Linked DNA regions of Homo sapiens: all the other regions are linked to region 2. The links are chromatin contacts, found by Hi-C or POLR2A ChIA-PET in ENCODE. All regions are on one chromosome and are shown on one strand. Each heading gives the region's core, a stretch centred on a gene start or an enhancer-like site at or near the end of the contact. The rest is flanking DNA. Distances are from core to core; before and after follow the strand shown. Region 1 has its middle 6.5 kb from the start of RBBP8NL. Region 2 holds the start of MRGBP (MRG domain binding protein). Region 3 holds the start of YTHDF1 (YTH N6-methyladenosine RNA binding protein F1). Region 4 holds the start of HAR1B (highly accelerated region 1B).

Region 1 (4,855 bases), core at 823-3,322, 360 kb before region 2:
CAGTCATCAACTGACGGACACTTGGTGGTCTCACATTTCCACTGGTGTGAATAGTCCTGCTGTGAACATGCGTGTGCGAGATTTTGGTTGAACACTTGTCCTCAGTCCTCTTGGGTGTGTATCTAGGAGTGCAATTGATGGGGCTTATGGTAACCCTAAGTTTAACTTTCGTTTACTTTTTTGAGACAGAGTTTCGCTCTTGTTGCCCAGGCTGGAGTGCAGTGGCACGATCTCGGCTTACTGCAACCTCTGCCTCCAGGATTCAAGTGATTCTCCTGTCTCAGCCTCCGGAGTAGCTAAGACTATAGGCATGCGCTACCACGCCCAGCTAATTTTTGTATTTTTAGTAGAGACGGCGTTTCACCATATTAGTCAGGCTGGTCTTGAACTCCTGACCTCAGGTAATCTACCTGCCTTGGCCTCCTAAAGTGTTGGGATTACAGGTGTGAGCCACCGCGCCCAGCCACTGTAGTATTTTTAAGAAGTCTAAATTAATGGGAAAAATTCACAATGAACCAAATAACCAAGTTTTATATAAAGACAGGATTAGGGTGAGGCAGGCGAGTCCCTTACTCTTGGGGCTGTGAGAGTGTGGGGTGGAATCGGCTCCAGGGTCCCAAGGTGTGGCCGGAGAATGGGCCTGGTAGGGAGACCTGGGCATGGTGCCCGTCTCCGGCCTCTGTCCTGTAAGGGTTTGCCTATGCCTCCGCCTCATCAGATTGCTCTAAAGATAGGACACAGCAGCACACGGGGCCCAGGCTGGGGTGAGTGGACCCCTCCCTGAGACCTTCATCTGCCACCGAGGTGAGGACAGCCATCAGCCTCCTCAGAGCCTTAGGGTCTGATCCCTCCTGGACCGGCCCACAGATCCCCAACGGACTGGAGTCCCCTGTGGCTGCTCCCCTCCCTCTCCCAGCCAGCTCTTGGGCATCCAAGCACCCCTCTGCAGGGAAGCCCTCCATGACTGTAGGTAGGTCAGGCCTTTTCCCAACAGGCCTGTAAGATGCAAGTCTTGGGTAGAAACTGTGTATTGGCTCAGGGGTCTTCAGGGTGCTACCTTCTTGAGACAGGAAGTGTTTGCCCGTTCATTGCTGTCTTGGCCCCTGGCATATGGTGGTACTTCATAAACATTTCTTCCTTTCTTTTTCTCTGAGGCAGGGTCTTGCTCTGTTGCTCAGGCTGAAGTGCAGTGGTAAGACCATAGCTTGCTGCAGCCTTGAACCCCTGGGCTCAAGTTATCTTCCTACCTCAGCCTCCTGAGTAGCTGGGACCATAGGTACACGCCACCATGCTTGGCTAAATTTTTAAAAATGTTTTGTAGAGATGGGGGTCTCTCTTTTCTGCCCAAGCTGATTTTGAACTCCTGGGCTCAAGCGATCCTCCCGCCTCGGCCTCCCAAAGTGCTGGGATTACAGGTGTGAGCCACCGTGCCTGGCCCTGGTGGGTTGTGTCTTACCCAGAAAACTCAAGTGCTAAGAGGCAAAGCCTAAAGGTTCCTCTGGGCTGAGACGGGATGGGCCCTGCTTGGTGAGAACTGGGGAGTGGTTTAGGGGAGGGCTGTGTTTCCTAAAGAGCCGACAGAAGCCTTTTACTCTGGCTAAACTATTTGTTCCTATACCTTTGTTAAATATTATGAAAATGAGGGTACCTGTGGAATGGGGACCCTGTGTGTGGAACTGGGGGGATGGCTGGGAGGGGTCTTCCCAGGCCAAGTCCTGGTTGGGCTCTTGCCTGGGATGTGTGGGGTGGAGGCTCCGGGGAGGGGGCAGAGGTGCCTGGGGGTGAACCAGCGGGTACCCCGGGCCATTTTGACCTCTGACCTCAGCTTCCTTTTTGAGACAGTGGGGCTGCCTTGGTGCCTCTCTCCTGGAGGGTGTGGGTTAAATGAGAGGGGTTCTGTGCCAGGGCCCAGGGCTGTGCCACTCACTGAGGGTCCTAGCGACACTCCTGAGATGGTTCTTATTTTGTCACCATTTTCCAGGGCAGTGCCAGCCTTGGCAGACGGGCCGGACAGAGGAGGGATGATGGCTCAGGCTGGCAGGGGCTGCCACGGGGCAGCGATGGCCACCTCGAGCCTGGCCAGTGCTTCTGGACTTCCTCTCTGCTGACTTTGTTCCCTGGCTAGAAACAGTTGTGGCAGCGCTCCCAGACCGGGCGTCTGCACGGAGTGGCCTCAGCTTCCTTGAGCTGTGGGAATTTAACGAGAGTAAAATGGGACCATAAATCTCTGTCGGTCGGGATAACTTGATCCGTGATTTTGGAGGGCAGGCCGGAGCAGGGACAAGGAGGTGTCTGTGATGGGAGCGATCCCCGGACTGAGCTGGGCTGTCTGCTGGCACGTCACAGATAATAAAACCGCGTCGTCCTGCAGCACACGGAGACTGTGTCAGATCGAGATGTCATAACCTGTGCCTTGTGGCCAGGAGCCTGGTGTCGGGGAGGCACGGTCCATACATCACAGATCCCACGCACATCATAAAGATACATTAATGGTCTATGTGTCTTTAAAGAAATACTAATATTGTTGTTTTATGAGAAACTAGAGTTGAAAATATTAAAAGTCAGAATTTTATGGCCTAAAAGAAAGTTAAATGATGAGGATGTGGGAAGGGAGACTGAAGTATCCGTCACCGCCCGAGCCAGAGTCCTGGATGGGGACATGGCGGGGGAGGGGCCGCCTGGCTTTGATGAACTTGGCCAGCTCTGGCAGCCTCTGTGTGAACCTTCGGCTCAGTTAGAAGCTTCCTCCTTGGGAAGGGTTTGGAAAGCCGAGATAGAGGACGAGGGCATTGGGGTTGTCCAAACAGTTGCATGGCTCGGCAGTGGGACACATGGCAGGAACAGGGCCTCCAGGAAGCCCAGGCCCTCCTGTTTTGGGGCATGATCAGGGAGCGTGGATGGGGACACCCAGAGGACTCGGTCTCACCCAAGCCCTTTCCAGAAGGAAATCCTCCTGGCTTGCCACATGCTCCTTGTCGGATGACAATTTCCTCTGGTGCAGGTTTAAATTTTTATGTGACAGATCGGCTTGAATGACCCTTGGAAAAGGAGCAAGTGAAGGGGCAGTGGAAGGCACCGTGGATGGCACCGTGGATGGCACCATGGATGCCTGGGGTGTCAGGGGCGAGGTCCTGGCCTGAGCCATGCAACCACATGTGGGGCCGAGTCCCCCAGACCCAGGGACCAGCTCCTTCCACCCTGGAATCTGCGTGCAGCAGGCGCTGATGAGCGTCTGTGGACGAGGGATGGATTGACCTGGGTGAATGCGCCTGTGGGCGAGGGATGGACTGATCCCTTTTCTTCGCTGGCTGTGCCCCTTACCCACGGCTGTGCTCTGTGCTGGAGTCAGTGGGGAATTCGGGGCCTGAGGGCTCTTTGCAGCTCTCTCTTGCCCCATTGTGCCTGCGTGAGGACCCCTGGGACACGGGCACACCCAGGGTGAGGATCTGCCAAGGCTTTGCTCAGGGTTTAAGATGCTTATTACTAAGGTGAGATTTCCATGAAATAAAATCACTCATTTTAAGGGAGTCAGTTCAGGGGTGTTTAGCGCATTCACTCTGTCATGAGCCAGCACCTTGACCTAGTTCCAAAACATTTTCCTGCCCCCAAAAGGAGACCCTGTGCCCATTAGCAGGTCCTCCCCATCCCTCCCTCAGCCCTGGCGACACTGCCCTGCTTCTGTCCCCGGATTTGCCAGCTGGGTGTTTCGTGTCACCGTATCCACGCCACGTGCAGTCTCTTGTGCGTGGCTTCTTTTCCTGAGCACTGTGCTTTTGAGATTCACCTCCATGGTAGCTTGCACCTGTGCTTCGCTCCTGTTAAGTTCTGGGCTGCATGGACGGACTGCAGTGATCTGCTCATCCGCTGATGGGCATCTGGGTGGCCTCCACTTTTGGCTGGGAAGAGGCTGCTGTGGGTGTCCAGGCACACTCCTGCCTTCGGCTCTTTTAGGTGTTTTGCTCAGGATTTGAGACACGTTTTCTCTCCCTCAGAGGAGCACCTGTTGAAGAATCATGACCTCTATCGAGCATTTACCTGGTCACGGACATTTTGCTGAAGAATTCACAAGTTCATATAAGGACACGCTTCATCTCAAGTGTCCAGTTCAATGAGTTCTGACAGATACGGACAGTCGTGTGACTCCAGATCACAATGTAGGACGTTCTGGTCACCACGGGCTCCTGGATGCCTCTTCCTAGTGAGTTTCACCCCATGCCCTGCTTTCTATTGCAGGAGATTAATTCTCTTATAGGATTTTGTATAAATGGAACCACACTGAGGCGGGAGGTGGGACTTGACCCTAGAGACAGGGCTGAAACTCTGGACCAGATTGAAGACTGGCTGAGACAGGGAAGAGGCATCTCTCCATAAGATACCCACCAGTGCCAGGCCAGTTTACCATTGCCACGGCGACACTTGGGAGTTACTCCCCCTTTCCATGGTGATGACTTGGAAGTACCACTCTTTTTCTAAAAATTCAGAATGCAGGTATGAATATGAGTGCAGCACTGCCTCTGAGCAGCTGCTCTGGGCTCGCTGCCTGTGGGGGAGTCCTACCTCACAAGGAGGGGTCCCTCTGCTGCTGCTGTGCACGGCCGCTTCAATCAAAGCTGCTAACGCCACCGGCTCACCCTTAAATTCTTTCCTGGGCGAAGCCAAGAACCCCTGTGGGCTAAGCCCCAATTCTGGGGCTCACCTGCCCTGCAGTGGTGCTCTGTGTGGCTCTGATGTCTGCCAGAACAATGGACTGGAGGCCTGTGTGTGTGGCACATGTGCCTTGTGTGGGTGGCACTCTGCTCACCCATTCACCTGCAATGGCCGTCTGGGTCATTTGCACTTTTTGGTGATTGTGAAC
Region 2 (5,018 bases), core at 1,767-4,266:
GGGCTCAGCACCCTCGGGTCTCCTGGTCCGGGCTCCTGTCTCACGCTTTTATGCCATCTTTTCTCAATAGGCACAGGGGACCCCCAAGGGAGGAGGCGCTCCAGACTGAAGGAGGAGAGTACCTGGCAGGGACGGGTGGAGAGGCGCAGGGACCCCAAGGTGTCCAGGGAACAGTAAGGAGATGAGTAACGGTGAGGGTCCCGTCTCCCGAGCGTATCTGTGCTAAGGGGCTGTGGGCTGGGCTTCATTCCTCTTTAGAGCAAGGCTGAGGCCAGGGCCACCTAGGGGCCAGGGTAGAAGACGTACCACGTGACAGCAGTGGCCTAGACCCCTCACGAAGTCTCACTGGGCCATATCTCCACCAGGGCATGGCAGGGACCGGTATCACCAGCGGCCCCCTGCACAGATGGGGAAGCTGAGGCCCAGGTCCCAGTCAGCCAAGCCAGCTCTTGGACCACTCAGCGGTCCCAGCAGGTGAGGCTGACCAGAGCCTGCCTGGGCTAAGAGGCTGCGTTCACCAGTGCCAGCTGTGGTTGGTCACCAGGATGCCTGAGCGCGCTGGCACAGGCCCAGGGCACCCTGCAGAGCAACCAACCCTCACCGAGATCCCCAGGGAAGGGGCTGTTGTTGGCCCATTGTACGGAGGAGGGCACTGAACCCTCAAGAGGCTCAGGGCCTCGCCCGGTCACACAGCTGGAAGGCGCCAGAGCCAGGAAAGGGACCCGGAAGCCCGACCCGGAGCCTACACCCGCAGAGGCGAAAACATCTGCGTAGCGGCTCCCTGGCCAGTGGGCCGTGGTGGGCGTGGCCGAGAGGGAATGGGGCGGAGAGAAGCCCGTGAGGGCAGGGCGGAGGCGGAGGCGGAGGCAGAGGCGGAGCGGGCGGAGCCGGAGGCCGCGGCGGCCTTGATTGGAGGCCGCCTTAAGCTCGTCATGGATGCGTTTTGACCTGGCGGCCCCGCCCCTGACCCGCCCCCGAGCCGCCCTCCCGAGCGCTTCCCCGCCCGGCCCCAGCCTAGGCCCCGCCCTGATCTCGCCCCCTCTTCACCGTCCGGCCCCGGCCCCGCCCCGCGGTGGGGCCTCCGCAGCGACCCGCGGTTAACGCTTCCCCAGAGCTTGGGCTGCGCGGCGGCCGGGAGTCGGAGGCAGGCGGTCAAGGCCGGCAGGGCCGGACCCCCTACTTGCCCTTTCTCCCAGCAGGCGCTGGACTCTGGGGGCGGGCGTGAGCCCCTCCGTCCCGCACCCAGACCCGGGCAGCGAGCCCTATGCCTGCAGTAATTGTGGGGTTTCTGGTTTTGTTTTTTCCTTAACATCTTTATTGAGACCGTTAAGTTCACCCGCTTAAAGCGCACGATTCGGTGGGGTTTTGTTGCGAGCAACCGTGGCCACTATCTAATTCCAGAGCATTTCACCTCCTTAAAATGAAGCTGGGCCCGGCCGGGCGCGGTGGCTCAAGCCTGTAATCCCAGCACTTTGAGAGGCCGAGGAGGAAGGATCACCTGAGGTCAAGAGTTCGAGACCAGCCTGGCCAACATAGTGAAACCGCGTCTCTACTAAAAATACAAAAATTAGCCGGCCGTGGTGAGCGCCTGTAGTCCCAGCTACCCGGGAGTCTGAGGCAGTAGAATCGCTTGAACCCAAGAGGCAGAGGTTGCAGTGAGGCGAGATCGTGCCATTGCACCCCAGCCCGGGCAACAGAGCGAGACTCTGCCTCAAAAACAAACAAAAAAGAAGCCGGTCCCCATCCGCAGTGACTCGCGTTTCCCTCCCCCTCCCCCGTCCCCGGCAACCGTGCATCTACTTTCTATTCCTATGGAGTTGCCAGTTCTGGCTCTTCCTGTGAATGGATTCCCATGCTGTGTATTTTCGTGTCTGAATTCTCTGACTTTCGTCTCAGCCCGCACCCACGCTGCCGCAGTCCGCGCTCGCTGCTTTTAGGCTGAACGCGGCTGCGCCGTGCGGGTGCCCGCGCTCCGGGCGCCCCTCGCAGGTTCAGCCCCGGGTTGGGGGCGGCGCTTGCCTCGCGGCTGCGGGTCCCAGCCTGAACCTGTGTCTTGTTCCACTGCCGCGGGCGCCCGCCACGGAGCTGCTGCTTCCTAGGGAGACGGTTCCATCGTTGAAGGAACGGCCAGACTGTCTTTCGCAGCAGCGGCCCATCTGACCGCACAGCACGACCGCACGAGGGTCCCGAGCCCTGACCCTCGCAGCACTCGTCACCCCGGCCGCGTGGTTGTGGCGGTCTCGGCGGGGCAGGGGGTCCCCACGCGGGCTGATTCTAGTTTCGCGTGACCGATGGTGCTCATTAGCCATATCTGTACATCTTTTTTTTTTTTTCGAGTCGGAGTTTCGCTCTTGTTGCCCAGGCTGGATTGCAATGGCGCGATCTCGGCTCACTGCCTCCCGGGTTCAAGCGATTCTCCTGCCTCAGCCTCCCGAGTAACTGGGATTACAGGCGCCCGCCACTACGCCCGGCTACTTTTTTTGTATTTTTAGTAGAGACGGGGTTATACGATGTTGGCCAGGCTTGTCTCGAACTCCTGACCTCAGGTGATCCGCCCGCCTCGGCCCCCCAAAGTGCTGGGATTACAGGCGTGAGCCACCGCGCCCGGCCCATCTGTACATCTTCTTTGGAAAAATGTGTATCCAAATCCTTAGCCGTTTTATAGTTAGATTGTCTTTTTATTATCGAGTTATAAGAATTATTTATACCTTCTACAAGGAAGTTCATTATCAGATATAGGATTTGCAAATATTTTCTCTCATCTGTGGGTCGTCTTTTCACTTTTCTGATGGTTTCCTTTGAAGCACAGACTTTTTTGTTTGGGTGCAGTGTATTTCTTACTGTGCTTTAAAGAGGAACACGTTTTAAGAACCCCCGCGCGGGGCGGAGCAGGGCGGAGTCCCCGGCGGGAAGGGACCCGAGACCTCGGCTGCGCCTGCGCCGACGCCGGCGCGTGAGCCCGAGCGCGTACCCGGCGGAGCGCGCGCCCGCCCCCGAGTGCGCCTGCGCGGAGCTCGTGGCCGCGCCTGCTCCCGCCGGGGGCTCCTTGCTCGGCCGGGCCGCGGCCATGGGAGAGGCCGAGGTGGGCGGCGGGGGCGCCGCAGGCGACAAGGGCCCGGGGGAGGCGGCCACCAGCCCGGCGGAGGAGACAGTGGTGTGGAGCCCCGAGGTGGAGGTGTGCCTCTTCCACGCCATGCTGGGCCACAAGCCCGTCGGTGAGCGCCCAGGCTGCGGACGCGCGTGGGGGCGGGGCGGGCAACCGGCGGGGCGGGGCGGGGCCTGCGCTCGCGACACCCTCGCCCCCACGCTCCCCGCCGAGCCCGGGCCGTGACACCGCCGCCACACCCGTCCCGGGACCCCCGCCCCCTCCCACGCGCCCTTCGGACCCCGCCCCGGACCCCGCCCACGACCCCTACCCCCGTGAGACCGCGAGGTCCCAGCCCGCAGTGCCCCACCCCCACCCCCGCCCCGGGACAGCCCACCCCCTCCCACACACACCACCCAGCCCTGCCCCCCCACAGCCCCTCCACACCCTGGCCCTCCCCATCTCTCCGCAGCCACCCTTGCCCCTCCAGTCCCCAGGGCAGCCCGTCCCCTCCATCCCCTTTCTCCTCACCGCTCACCGGTTATCCCGCCGCCCCTCCTCCCCTCAGGTGTGAACCGACACTTCCACATGATTTGTATTCGGGACAAGTTCAGCCAGAACATCGGGCGGCAGGTCCCATCCAAGGTCATCTGGGACCATCTGAGCACCATGTACGACATGCAGGCGCTGGTGAGCCCAACCGCCCTCCCTGTGCCGCCCGATGGGGGCACGAACCCGCACACCGCTCTCTGAGAGTCAGCCTGAGCTGGGCAGAGGCCCCTCCATGTCTGCTGGGGTCTGCTGGGCAGAGTAGAGGCCCCTCCATGCCTGCTGGGGTCTGCAGTGAGCTCTCAGGGTCAGCCTGAGCTGGGCAGAGGCCCCTCCGTGCCTGCTGGGGTCCCCTGGGCAGAGACCCCTGCAGTGAGGCTCGTCCTTAAGGAGGACATCCCGGGGCTCCAGAGCCTGTCATGGAAAGCACAAACACAGTGCTAGCAGCTGGCTAGCTTTTCAGGGGCTCTGCTTTAGACTGGGTGCTGGGCCAGAGTCTCCAGCTGAGACCCTGGGGAGGGAGGGAAGGATGCAGAGTCCCGGGCCCTTAGGCCATTGTCAGCCTCCTGGGAGGCCCCCGAAGTGCTTTAGGCAGAGGGTGACCCTATCTGAGTCACACCAAGGTGAATTTGGTGACTTCTGTGGGAGTCAGACAAGTAGAGTTCCAGTCCTCGCAGAGCTTGGAGCTGGCACTGTGTGACGGGCGAGCGGGTTAACTAGGTAAGCAGGGTGGCCAGAAGAGACAGGTGGGTGTTCCAGGCCCTGTGGCAGCAGGAGGTGGTGGGTCCAGGAGCTCAAAGAAGGTGGTGTACTTGGAGAGTGGGGTGGGGGTCAGGGGTCAGGTGACCAGGAGGAGTGGGGACCTGTGCTGGTGGAGAGTCTGTGCCAGCCACGTTGGACTCAGGGCCACACCGGCCATCAGTATGACATAGGTCTCTCCCTCTGGTCTGTGCGACCTCAGGAGGGCAGTGCCTGGCAAGCACTCTCTTCTTCTTTGCCTGGTTCTGTGCCTGTGGCGCTCCCAACCGACACCCTCGGTGTCCATGGGCTCCTGCCACGTGGATGAGAACTCGAGGTGCCTGCGGCCTTTCCCCAGGGCTGTCACTGTGCCCTCTGCATGCCGCCTTGGGGAACGCAGTCTCATGGTGAGACTGCAGGCCGTGCTGGGCAGGCGGAGCCCACAGGTGTGTGTCACCAGGGCTGCCCGGTCCTCAGGGCCCGCCTTAGTGATGCTGGCCCCGGTGGGTCTTCCTGACTCCTGCATCTGCTGCCGCTGGTTCTGCCCTCCCTGGGTCTGTCTGGAAAGCCCAGCTGTGGCAGGCGCTGTTCACAAAAAGAAGAAATGCCCTTTGCCCTTGCCCCGCCCGCCGCAGCCTCCAACACA
Region 3 (4,580 bases), core at 1,893-4,392, 420 kb after region 2:
CAGGTACTGTCTCAGCGCTTTATGTGCACCATCTGATGTCATCCTCCCAACAATTCTACAAACAGTTACTACTCTCTCTCTTCTACAGAAAAGGAAATTGAGGCAAGAGAAGGCAAGCCATGGACACAGGCCAGTCAGTGGTGGAGTTAAAATTGAAACCAGGCTGGGCGCGGTGCCTCACGCCTATAATCCCAGCACTCTGGGAGGCCGAGGCGGGTGGATCACCTGAGGTCAGGAGTTTGAGACCAGCCTGGCCAACATGGTGAAACCCCGTCTCTACTAAAAATACAAAAATTAGCTAGACGTGGTAGTGGGTGCCTGCAATTCCAGCTACTCCCGAGGCTGAGGCAGGAGGAATGCTTGAACCCGGGAGGCAGAGGCTGCAGCAGGCTGAGATCACGCCATTGCGCTCCAGCCTGGGTGGCAAGAGTGAGACGCTGTCTCAAAAAAAGGACTGAAACCCAGGCGGCCTCTGGCTCCACAGTCGCTCCACAGCCCAGCTCTTAGCTGCCTCCCCAGACCACAATTCCAATCATCCAGAGCTAAGAATAACCAGGAAGCTTCAGAAACACACACACACCTCCACTGCGTCAAAGGCAAGACACACCACTGACCCACAAACACTAGAGCCAACTAGACCTGTTTGCATCCCAGCCCCAGTGGGATGCCGCCTCCTCCACAGGGAAAATCATTTTCACCCCACTGATGCCCAAGGTTAACAGGAGTCACATCTTCATGAGCAGTCTATCATTCCTAATACTTTATAGTCTGCTGCTTTGTTGTTTAGGATAATTTAAAAATCAGAAATGACAGTAAAGGTACAAAACAATTAAAACCAACTTAAAAACAAATATATGCTAACAAAATAAACTCACCTGATTTGACTGTCCAGTAAGGTAGGGCTCAAAGTCATTGTCATGAACTGTATCCTTCTGATGTAACGAACCATTTTGTACTAGAACAAAAAGTTGCAAAATATTACCCTCAAATTTTAAAAGATTACTTTTAAGCTTGGAAGGCAAAGTTAGCAAAGTCTATTTCCATCTATTTCTAGCAGAAATTATGCTTTAATTTTAAAAGGAGTACAACCAGTATAGAACTGATGTTTATACAACTAATTAGAAGGGGGACGGGAAACTTTCAATAATTTAGGATAAATTTTAAATAAAGGCTTAATCGTAATTTGGTGAGATTAACCAAATCAAGTGTTAACACATAATGCAAGGAACACATAACCAGGGTGAAAACTGACATGGTCTAAGAAGACTTATGTGTGGCAAAAAGAAGTGGAGCCTCCAAAAGCCCAAATGCAGAATGTATGCCCAAACGTATGGAGAACGGAGGGAAGAAAACTTAGGAGGGAAGGGGCTGCAACTGAAGGACTGTTGGGAGCTATTATCTGACTCTCCACAGTGAACCCCAAATATCTGAGACAGGTCTCAGTTAATTTAGAAAATTTATTTTGCCAAGGTTAAGGACACACCCATGATACAACCTCAGGAGGTCTTGACAACATGTGCCCAAGGTAGTCGGGGGACAGCTTAGTTTTATACATTTTAGGGAGACATGAGAACCATCAATGTAAGATGTACATTGGTTTGGTCCGGAGAGGCGGGACAACTTGAAGCAGGGAGGGGGCTTCCAGGTCATAGGTAGATAAGAGACAAACGGCTGCATTCTTTCGAGTTTCTGATTAGCCTTTCCAAAGGAAGCAATCAGATAAGCATTTATCTCAGTGAGCAGGAATGACTCTGAGTTCTGTCCTTTGTCCACCAGGAATTTCCTTGTGGGCAAACTGTGGGGGAAGTATGTAACTTTTTTTGTCTTAGAAGCTATCTTTTTCAGGAATAGAATGGGAGGCAGGTTTGCCCTCAGCAGTTCTCAGCGTAGCTTTCTCCCTTTGGCTCAGTGATTTGGGTGCCCCAAGACTGGTTTTCCTTTTACACCACTTACCTTCCCACTGTTATTATGCTCAGCCAGAAAAAGCAAGCAAAGGTAAATAAAGTGCTGGGCCTTTTCCAATCTTAAAACACGATGAACCGTATTTGGTTACACCTGAGCTGACACACAAACTGGCTAAAAAAGTGTTCCAAGTAAACGTGAAGTGTCACTTAACAGTTTTCACATGAGTGCGCTCTGAGGGTTTATCCCAAGCCATAATGTCACAGGAGATGCTAACAGACTTGGAAAACGGGCTGCAACTACCGGGGATGTGGAGCTTAGCCTGCAGAACCTTGGACTGCCCCTCTCCTAGAGCAGCCCCTGCTGGGCGGAAAAAGGCAAGTCGCTCAACCCCTGCGGCCATGTCCACCCGGCTCTCCTACCTCCCCTTCCCCAAAGCAAATCCATGATCATGCGGTGGGGAGAGACGGGCCCAAACTACTCTGAGCAATCATTTATTCACTTCTTGAGAAGCCCCTGTCTTCGACCTGTCAAATCTCCCAGAATCGTCGCACAACCTCAAGTTTTATCTCCCTGAAGCTGGCGGAAGAGAGAAAGTTTCCGGTTCCAGACGCAGCTTCCTGGACCGTTCCTTCCCCGTCCTCCTCCACTCCAGCCCGCGCCGGCCGTCCCGGGACTCCGCTCACCTTTATTATCTTGTCCTTTTGTTCTCTGCACCGCCGCAGGCCGGGACGTGGGGTACACACAACCCGGGGGAAGAGGGAAACACAAAGTTATTCACCAGAGAACTGGTCTCCAACGGGCCGCGAGCTCCGCCGGCCCCGACGCGCGGTCACGTGCGACCCCGGCCCCGAGACCCCGGTCCCGCCTGGGCCCGGCCTCCGCGACCCCGGGCTCTGCGTTCCAGCCCCAGGACCTCAACCCAGACCCCGCGCCTCGGCCCCGGCCGCGGCCCCTGTAACCCGGCCCCGCTACCTGGGTGTCCACGCTGGTGGCCGACATGCTTCATGAACAACTAGACGCGGGGCCGGGGCGCCCGCCGGCTCGGGCCTCCCCTAGAGGCCGGGCCTGTCACCCTAGCTCGCGCGGCCCCGGGCCCCGCCGCCAATTCCCCGGGCGCCGGCCGGGCGGCGGCGGCGGCTGCTGGGCGCGCGGGCCCCTGGCGAGGCGGCAGCGGCGGTGAGCCCGGGACGCGGACGCACTGAGGAGGCGTCGACTCCAATGGCGGCGGCGGCGGCGACAGCAGCGGCGACGGCGGCGGCAGGGGACGAGACTGCGCGGCGTCAGCGTGCACGCGGGGCAGGCCGGGAGCGCCGCGCCGGGCCGCCACACTTCGCGCCTGCGCGCTCCCGTCTTACGGGATGGATTTCGCTCTCAGGTCCCAGTCTCGTGCGGCGGGGCGGGGACCGCAGCCGGCTGGGCGGGGAAGCCCTGAGCCGGGGAAGTCACGTGGGGCGTGTCCGGAGGCGCCGCGGGGCCTGGCGGGAAGGGGCTGGCGGGCTGCTGCCAGGTGTACAGCCGCCCACACACACCCCGGCCACAGCCGCACCCCCGACGCGCTACCGGCACTGAGGCCTCTGTAGTTTTCCCCAAGGTCCGAAGACTAAACGCTGTTCTGGTCCGACAGCTGGGCTACGGGTCTGTCCGGGGTCGGTCTGCCCTTCCCCCGCGCGCAAACACCTGCCCGCCCAGAGCTCCGAGCCCCCGCGTGTTCCAGGTCGCGCGCCTCGGCCCTTGCCGCGGGACCTGCGGGCTTTGTTCGCTTTGCGGCCCTGGCCTTCAGCCGCAGCGGAGCCCTGGGCCCGGTCCCGGAGGTCAGCTGTTGTGTGGATGCACCCCTGGACCTGCGAGAGGCTCGCCGGCTTATAACCAAGTTCTCATGTTAGATTCTTGACCCCGATTTCATCACCAGGAGGAAAAGCAGTGCTCTGTGCCCCAGCCTAGGCCGGGCCAGGGGACTTGTCATCTTTGTTCGAGGATGGACAGCCCCTTCTTAGCAGCAACTGTGCAAAGAGAGCCCAGTTCTCAGTTCCTAACCCCTCAGCATCCCCAACCTGGACGCCCTTCTGGTCAAGGTGTTGAATTTCGCTCCCTGCAGCCAGTATCCAATCCTGCCACCCTTGTGGCTAACTCCCTACAGAGGCTTCCAGGTTGATATTTTTCTTTCCAGCTCTGGCAGCTGTAACATCTTCACGTGGCCTGGATCTGGGTCCTGCTAAAGGAGAAAGACCTGGAATGGGGTGTCAGGCAGGTTGACGTCAAATGAGTGTTTTCCACAAAGTGGGCCCGGGCAGATGCGCTAAGCAGGGTGAACAGTGACAGCAGGGACGGCAATGGAGTCCCAAGACGGCTCCAAGCCTGGACATCCGCATCAGTGGGGTAGCAGACAGCCTCTCACACTGCTGCAGGAGGAGGTGGAAACTGCCCCCAGCAGGCCGGTCAGCCACAGAGAGGACTGCTGCTCCAAGTTGCTCCAGGTCTCCCTGGAGCCCTGCCTCGCCTAAAGCTGGGGAAAGCGGGCTGGGCTTGTTTCCCTGGAACAGAGCTGGGGGATGTCTGGTGCCCTGAGGATGAATCTGGATCCCCTGGGACTTTGATGTGTTTGGGCCATGGGCAGACATCTCAGGCCAGGATGAAATCTGTGCATTTGGGGTACATCCGAAAATGAACAGCACGTT
Region 4 (5,111 bases), core at 2,612-5,111, 310 kb after region 2:
CTCAGCCCCTTCTTCCGGCTCTTACTTAGGAATGCAGATCTACCCCAAACCCCAACACACACTGGAACCCTCAAGGTCCCATCCTACTGAAAGCCAGGTAGCCGGTGCAGTGAGCAATGGACAGATGGATGGATGATGGATGGTGGATGGATGATGGGTAGATGGAGGAATGCATGATGGATGAATGAATGAATAGATTAATGGATGAATTGAGTAGATAGATGAATTGATGGATGGATGATGGATGGATAAATGAATGGATGATGGATGAATAGATTAATAGATGAATGAATGAGTGGATGGATGGATAGATGGGTGAATGCATGGATGGATCATGGATGATGGATGGATGACAGATGCATGGAAGGATAGATGAATGAAAGAATGGGTGAATGGATTAATAGATGAATGAATGAGTGGGTGGATGGATAGATGGGTGAATGCATGGATGGAACATGGATGATGGATGGATGACAGATGCATGGAAGGATAGATGAATGAAAGAATGGGTGAATGGATTAATAGATGAATGAATGAGTGGGTGGATGGATAGATGGGTGAATGCATGGATGGATCATGGATGATGGATGGATGACAGATGCATGGAAGGATAGATGAATGAATGAATGGGTGAATGAATTAATGGATGGATGAATGGATGACAGGCTCTCCATGAGCCGCTCTGCTCTCCTCCATGGCCTCCTGCTCACTGGCCCCTATATCTCACATCCTACTTCCAGTTTAATGGAGACAAGAGTGTCCTCCCCAACCCAAGTTCTCACCCCCATCCCTTCCTCCCTCAGACCCACCTGGAAGAGCTGCTTCTCTTCTCTTGTAGAAGTCTCCCATCCCAAGGAGGTGCCTGGTCTTTCCCCTCAGGAAGGCACCTGGTCCTTCTTCCTCCCTTCCCTCCTGGGAGACATCTGGCCCTTCACCTCCCCCTGCCCCTTCACCTCCTATCAAGGCAGCTCCCTCAGTATTTTCTGCAGACCTTGTTTGTCTCCTGTGACGTTCATACCCTCCCGTTCCCACAGACATTCTTCCATGTCCAGCCCAGACAGAAGGAGGTCCCCCCCTGCCGGATGGATGATTGAGGCTGCCTGTGTGTACACGTATGACTGAGCAATGGACGGAGGTGTCTGTGTGCAGCAGGCATGTGGCACGACCTCGGAAGAGGGAACAAGACAAGATGTCCCCCAAGGTGCCCATGAGGACCCTCCCTGGGCAGCTGGACTCCAGCCCACCTTGGGCTGCAGTGTGCATTGGGGGTGGGGCCAAAGACCCCTCCACATAGAGAAGGCAGCCAAAGGGAGGAGGGAGTGGTCAGAAAAGGTTGTCTCAGCCAGGGAGCGGCTCCACCCTCTCCTGAGGACGCCTGACCTCAGACGTCAGCTCCCGTTAGAGACCCCCGTATACCCCCTGCCTAGAGCCAAACTCTGAGAGTCTCTGGATGGACTGAGGGGTGGGACAAGGAAAAAAAGGAAGGAGGGAGGGAGAGAAGCAGCAAGGAGGGGTCGCCTGGCCCGGCTCCCCCAGTGAGGAAAGGGGCTGTGGCACAGAGATTCCATCTGCAGGGCTGGGGGCAGCCGAGAATGGCACCTCCAACGCCCACGGCAGGGGCCCACCCGCCTGCCTCCTCCGGGACCACCGGGCCTGGCTCCTCTCACAGACTCTTTGAGAGCGTATTTGTGAAACGTAGCATATTGTGGGTGATTAGATTTAAATTTCAATACACTTTGTTAAAAATAGAGTTGGCTCTCGCCAAGAGGAGGCCGCAGGAAGGGGCTCTCAACGGCTCGTCTTTGGAATATTAATAGTATGGAAATGTTATTAGAATAATTTTTCATCATGAATAATAAATTAATGGAATAATTCGGCAGCGCCACGTGACATACCCTGCTAAGAGGGGCTTTGTTTTAACAGAATGGGGAGGGTGGGTTTGGGGTGTGGGGGAGGGCAGAGCTGGGGGAGGGTCCGCCCAGGGCAGGCGGGGTTGGGTGGAAGTGAGTGAGGTGCCTGAAGAGATGAAGGCTCCGGAGGCATTTGGGGAGGAGGACAGAGACCTGGGACCAAGTCCTCAGGCACTTTTAGCTTCATGTCTCAGCCAGGGTTCTGGCCCTGGCCGGCTCCTTCCCACAGAAAAGCTGGGAAGAGATCTTGGTAGGTGTCCGGCCCCACACACCATCCTGCTGGGGGTGGCTGGGTTGGACTTCACCATCCCCACAGCCCTGCAGCCTCCCCTCCTGCATCTTTCTCCTTGGTAAATGCCAGGAACCTCAAAAGCACCCAGAGGCCCAGAGAAATTGAGCACACAGGGGTGGGGAATTCAAGAGCAGGAGCTGTTTCTAGGGCCCCAGGGGCAGGGCCAGGGTCTCCTGGTCATTTCTGTGCTCGGGACCCCTGCTGCACCTGAGCTCACTGTGGAAACTGCCTGAGGGGGCCACACGGAGCTGATGGGGACAAGCATGCAGGGTGGGCACCCTTGTGGGCTCAGCTTGGTCCAGGGTGTCCACTGGGGGACGGGGAGGGAGATGGAGCACCAGGGAAGAAGCGTCTCTTCATGTGGTCAGCGCCCCCTCCTTCTCCCCACTCCCTCCTTTTGCCTCCCTTCCTGCTGCTGCCTGCACGGTGAGAACAGAGATGAGATGGCCCCTGCCCGGGAGCAGTCAGCGGCACCACAACCCTCCCAGGCCAACCCAGCTCCTGACAGAGAGGGAGGGAGGCAGCCTGGGGCTGGGGGCCCTGGCAGCAGTGGCACACGGAGTGTGCACATGGATCCTAGTCAGCCTTTTGCAGGGCGCTGAAGCCAGTGGGGGCCCCCAGGGAGGTTTTGGGGGAGTGTTGAGGGGGCCTGAAGGGTTCCGCTCCTCCCACCCAGGGAACCGCCATGCCACTAGTGGGCTGTCCTGGAGACTCGGGGAGAAAGCACACAGGCTGTCGGGAAAGGTGGGTCGCAGGCGGGCAGGGCAGCCCTGCTGTACTGATGGGCAGGCGCTGGGTGGGTGGAAGGCAAAGCCATCAGGTCATCCCCCTCTCTGTCCCTGCATTGGGCCAACCAGGTGTGTCAGGAGGATATTTGACCATTCCTGAGAGGCACATTCTCTCTCTCTCTCTCTCTCTCCCTCTCTCTCTCTCCCTCTCTCTCTCCCTCTCTCCCTCTCTCTCCCTCTCTCTCCCTCTCTCTCCCTCTCCCTCTCTCTCTCCCTCTCCCTCTCTCCCCCCTCCCTCTCCCTCCCTCTCCCCCTCTCCCTCTCCCTCTCTCCCCCTCCCTCTCTCTCCCTCTCTCTCCCTCTCTCTCCCCCTCTCTCTCCCTCCTCTCTCTGTCACACACATTTGCACATCCTGCAGTGTGAATGGAGTATGAATGTGTGTGGTAGGCGACAGCTGTGTGTGTACGTCCGGGTGCGTGTGTGCGTGTGTACATGTGAGCGTGTGTGCACGTGAGTTAGAGCCTGAGTGTCCCCTGCGTGGGTTAGTGTGTGCGCCCGCCCGGTGCCCTCCGTCTTGGGAGTCTGGGCTGCTGCTCCGCGGGCTCTGGAGCCGGCGCTCCCCACGAGCCCGGACTCTCCGCCGCGCCCGGGAGCTGCGCAATCGGCTGCTAAGACGCCGGCGCCACCGGCTGGGCCCTGTTCTCCCCTCTCTTTTCTACAGTCTTACCCGCAGCTGACAGGGTTCGAAAGAGCATGAAACGGAGGAGACGTTACAGCAACGTGTCAGCTGAAATGATGGGCGTAGACGCACGTCAGCGGCGGAAATGGTTTCTATCAAAATGAAAGTGTTTAGAGATTTTCCTCAAGTTTCAAATGAGGCGAATCCCGTTTTCCGCGATGCTGCAGCGCGCGGGTTTTAACCGCAGGGTCACGCGGAACGCCGCGCCGCGCGACTGTGCCTCGGTCTCTGCGCCCGGCTCTCCCTCCGGTCCGCAAGAGGAGGAAGGCCCGCGGCGTGCCGAGGTCAGCGGCGCGGAGCCACCAGGCGAGACGGTCACGGACGCCTGAACCGAGGTCACCGAGGCCACGGGGCCGGGAGGCCCTCAGCAGAGCCCGGGGGCTCCGCACCTCAAGGCCGGCCAGGAAGAAACAGCAGCAGGAGCCCAGGGCGCCCCGGGGAGCCCCCGACACGCGGGCCGAGCGCCCAGAGCGGCCCAGGCCCTCGCGAGGAGACCGGCCTCCCCAGGGCGGGGCTTCCGACTCGGGCGCCCGTGAGCCCCGGAGGCGGCGCGAAGGGGCAGAGTCCGCGTTTCTAACCAGCCCCCGGGTGGGCGGTGGCCCGCGCGGCACGGTGGGCGCGAGCGCCGTGGGCTGGGGCCGGCCTGGGCTTTCAGGGCGAGGGCTTTCCGCGCCGGCCCCAGCCCACCCGGCCCCGCTGCGCGCCCCTCACGCTGCAGCCTGGGAACCTGGGCCGGGAGCTGCGGGCCGCTCCGGGGAAGCGGGCCTGACCTCCCCTCCCCACCGCCGCCCCTGCGGTGAGATCCTGCCTGCCGGGGCGCAGGGGCCCGCGGTTGGGCTCCGGGAGACGGAAGAGGCCCCACAGCTCGGGCCCCACGCAGTGGACGCTGCCACTTAATTTTGGCGTAATTGATGTCAAGGCGGGTGCCCGGGCCCCCAGTGAAATGCCTCATGAACTCGCTGCGAGGAACGGCGCTCCACGCGGTGCACGGTGGCCAATCAGAGCTGCCGCTTCTGATGGAGGCTGAGCCGGCTGGGGAGGCGTCTTGGCCAAGAACCAGCCCCAGCCTCGCTCAGGGCCCCAACCCGCAGACCATGTAATTAAGCTGCGTTCTGCAGCCAGGGCAAGGTGCGGAGGGGCCTGTTTCTAGCATTGGGGAGGAGGAAGTGGGGAGGAGGGAGCGGGGAGGAAGGAGTGGGGAGGAGGGAGCGGGGAGGAAGGAGGAGTGGGGAGGAGGGAGCGGGGAGGAGGGAGCGGGGAGGAAGGAGTGGGGAGGAGGGAGCGGGGAGGAAGGAGGAGTGGGGAGGAGGGAGCGGGGAGGAAGGAGGAAGGAGCGGGGAGCAGAGGAGCAGAGCGGGAGGGAGGATCGTCGTGCAGGGGGCCTTTGTGGATGAGGCTGGGATGTCCCTGCCCCTCCGTTCCCTCCAGAGTCTCAGCTCTGA

What was found. Hi-C counts contacts between places; a loop is a spot of excess contacts on that map. ChIA-PET counts read pairs that join two places held with the same protein, here RNA polymerase II (POLR2A). Pooled maps may share reads with other maps.
Region 1: POLR2A ChIA-PET joins it to region 2 with 10 read pairs in Caco-2. The contact joins the enhancer-like site here to the promoter of MRGBP in region 2. A Hi-C loop is called at or near these places in 1 of 168 maps with a recorded cell type or tissue (PC-9) and 2 of 50 pooled maps. POLR2A ChIA-PET finds 5 or more read pairs at or near these places in 1 of 52 experiments (Caco-2).
Region 3: a loop to region 2 is called in a map of ascending aorta, with 4 times the contacts of the local background. The contact joins the promoter of YTHDF1 here to the promoter of MRGBP in region 2. A Hi-C loop is called at or near these places in 3 of 168 maps with a recorded cell type or tissue (ascending aorta, gastrocnemius medialis and naive thymus-derived CD4-positive, alpha-beta T cell), 2 of 37 single-sample maps with no recorded cell type and 12 of 50 pooled maps. POLR2A ChIA-PET finds 5 or more read pairs at or near these places in 1 of 52 experiments (BJ).
Region 4: a pooled map shows a loop between it and region 2 (12-fold over the local background). The contact joins the promoter of HAR1B here to the promoter of MRGBP in region 2. A Hi-C loop is called at or near these places in 5 of 50 pooled maps. POLR2A ChIA-PET finds 5 or more read pairs at or near these places in 2 of 52 experiments (CD4-positive, alpha-beta T cell and naive thymus-derived CD8-positive, alpha-beta T cell).

The regions. Positions count from the first base shown.
Region 1 is chr20:62,431,624-62,436,478 of GRCh38, forward strand. No RefSeq gene overlaps it. Among named protein-coding and RNA genes, the nearest start is that of RBBP8NL, 6.5 kb to the left of the region's middle. Within about 2 kb of position 2,073, at least 4 of the 41 ENCODE cell types and tissues checked have a DNase peak (open chromatin) inside an H3K27ac peak, as active enhancers do.
Region 2 is chr20:62,793,457-62,798,474 of GRCh38, forward strand. It overlaps MRGBP (MRG domain binding protein), which reads left to right and starts at 3,017. Exons shown (of 5, transcript NM_018270.6): 1 at 3,017-3,215; 2 at 3,654-3,775. The coding sequence starts at 3,068. LOC105372716 (a long non-coding RNA gene) reads right to left here and starts at 825. Exons shown (of 4, transcript XR_936986.3): 1 at 123-825. RefSeq lists enhancers at 1-336, 573-642, 1,614-2,160 and silencers at 733-1,322, 2,784-3,323.
Region 3 is chr20:63,212,989-63,217,568 of GRCh38, forward strand. YTHDF1 (YTH N6-methyladenosine RNA binding protein F1) reads right to left here and starts at 3,143. Exons shown (of 5, transcript NM_017798.4): 1 at 2,878-3,143; 2 at 2,589-2,613; 3 at 876-955. The coding sequence starts at 2,904. RefSeq lists silencers at 3,016-3,085, 3,216-3,495.
Region 4 is chr20:63,098,458-63,103,568 of GRCh38, forward strand. It overlaps HAR1B (highly accelerated region 1B), which reads right to left and starts at 3,862. Exons shown (of 3, transcript NR_152601.1): 1 at 3,658-3,862. It overlaps HAR1A (highly accelerated region 1A), which reads left to right and starts at 2,835. Exons shown (of 2, transcript NR_003244.2): 1 at 2,835-4,797; 2 at 5,098-5,111. RefSeq lists a silencer at 3,911-4,300.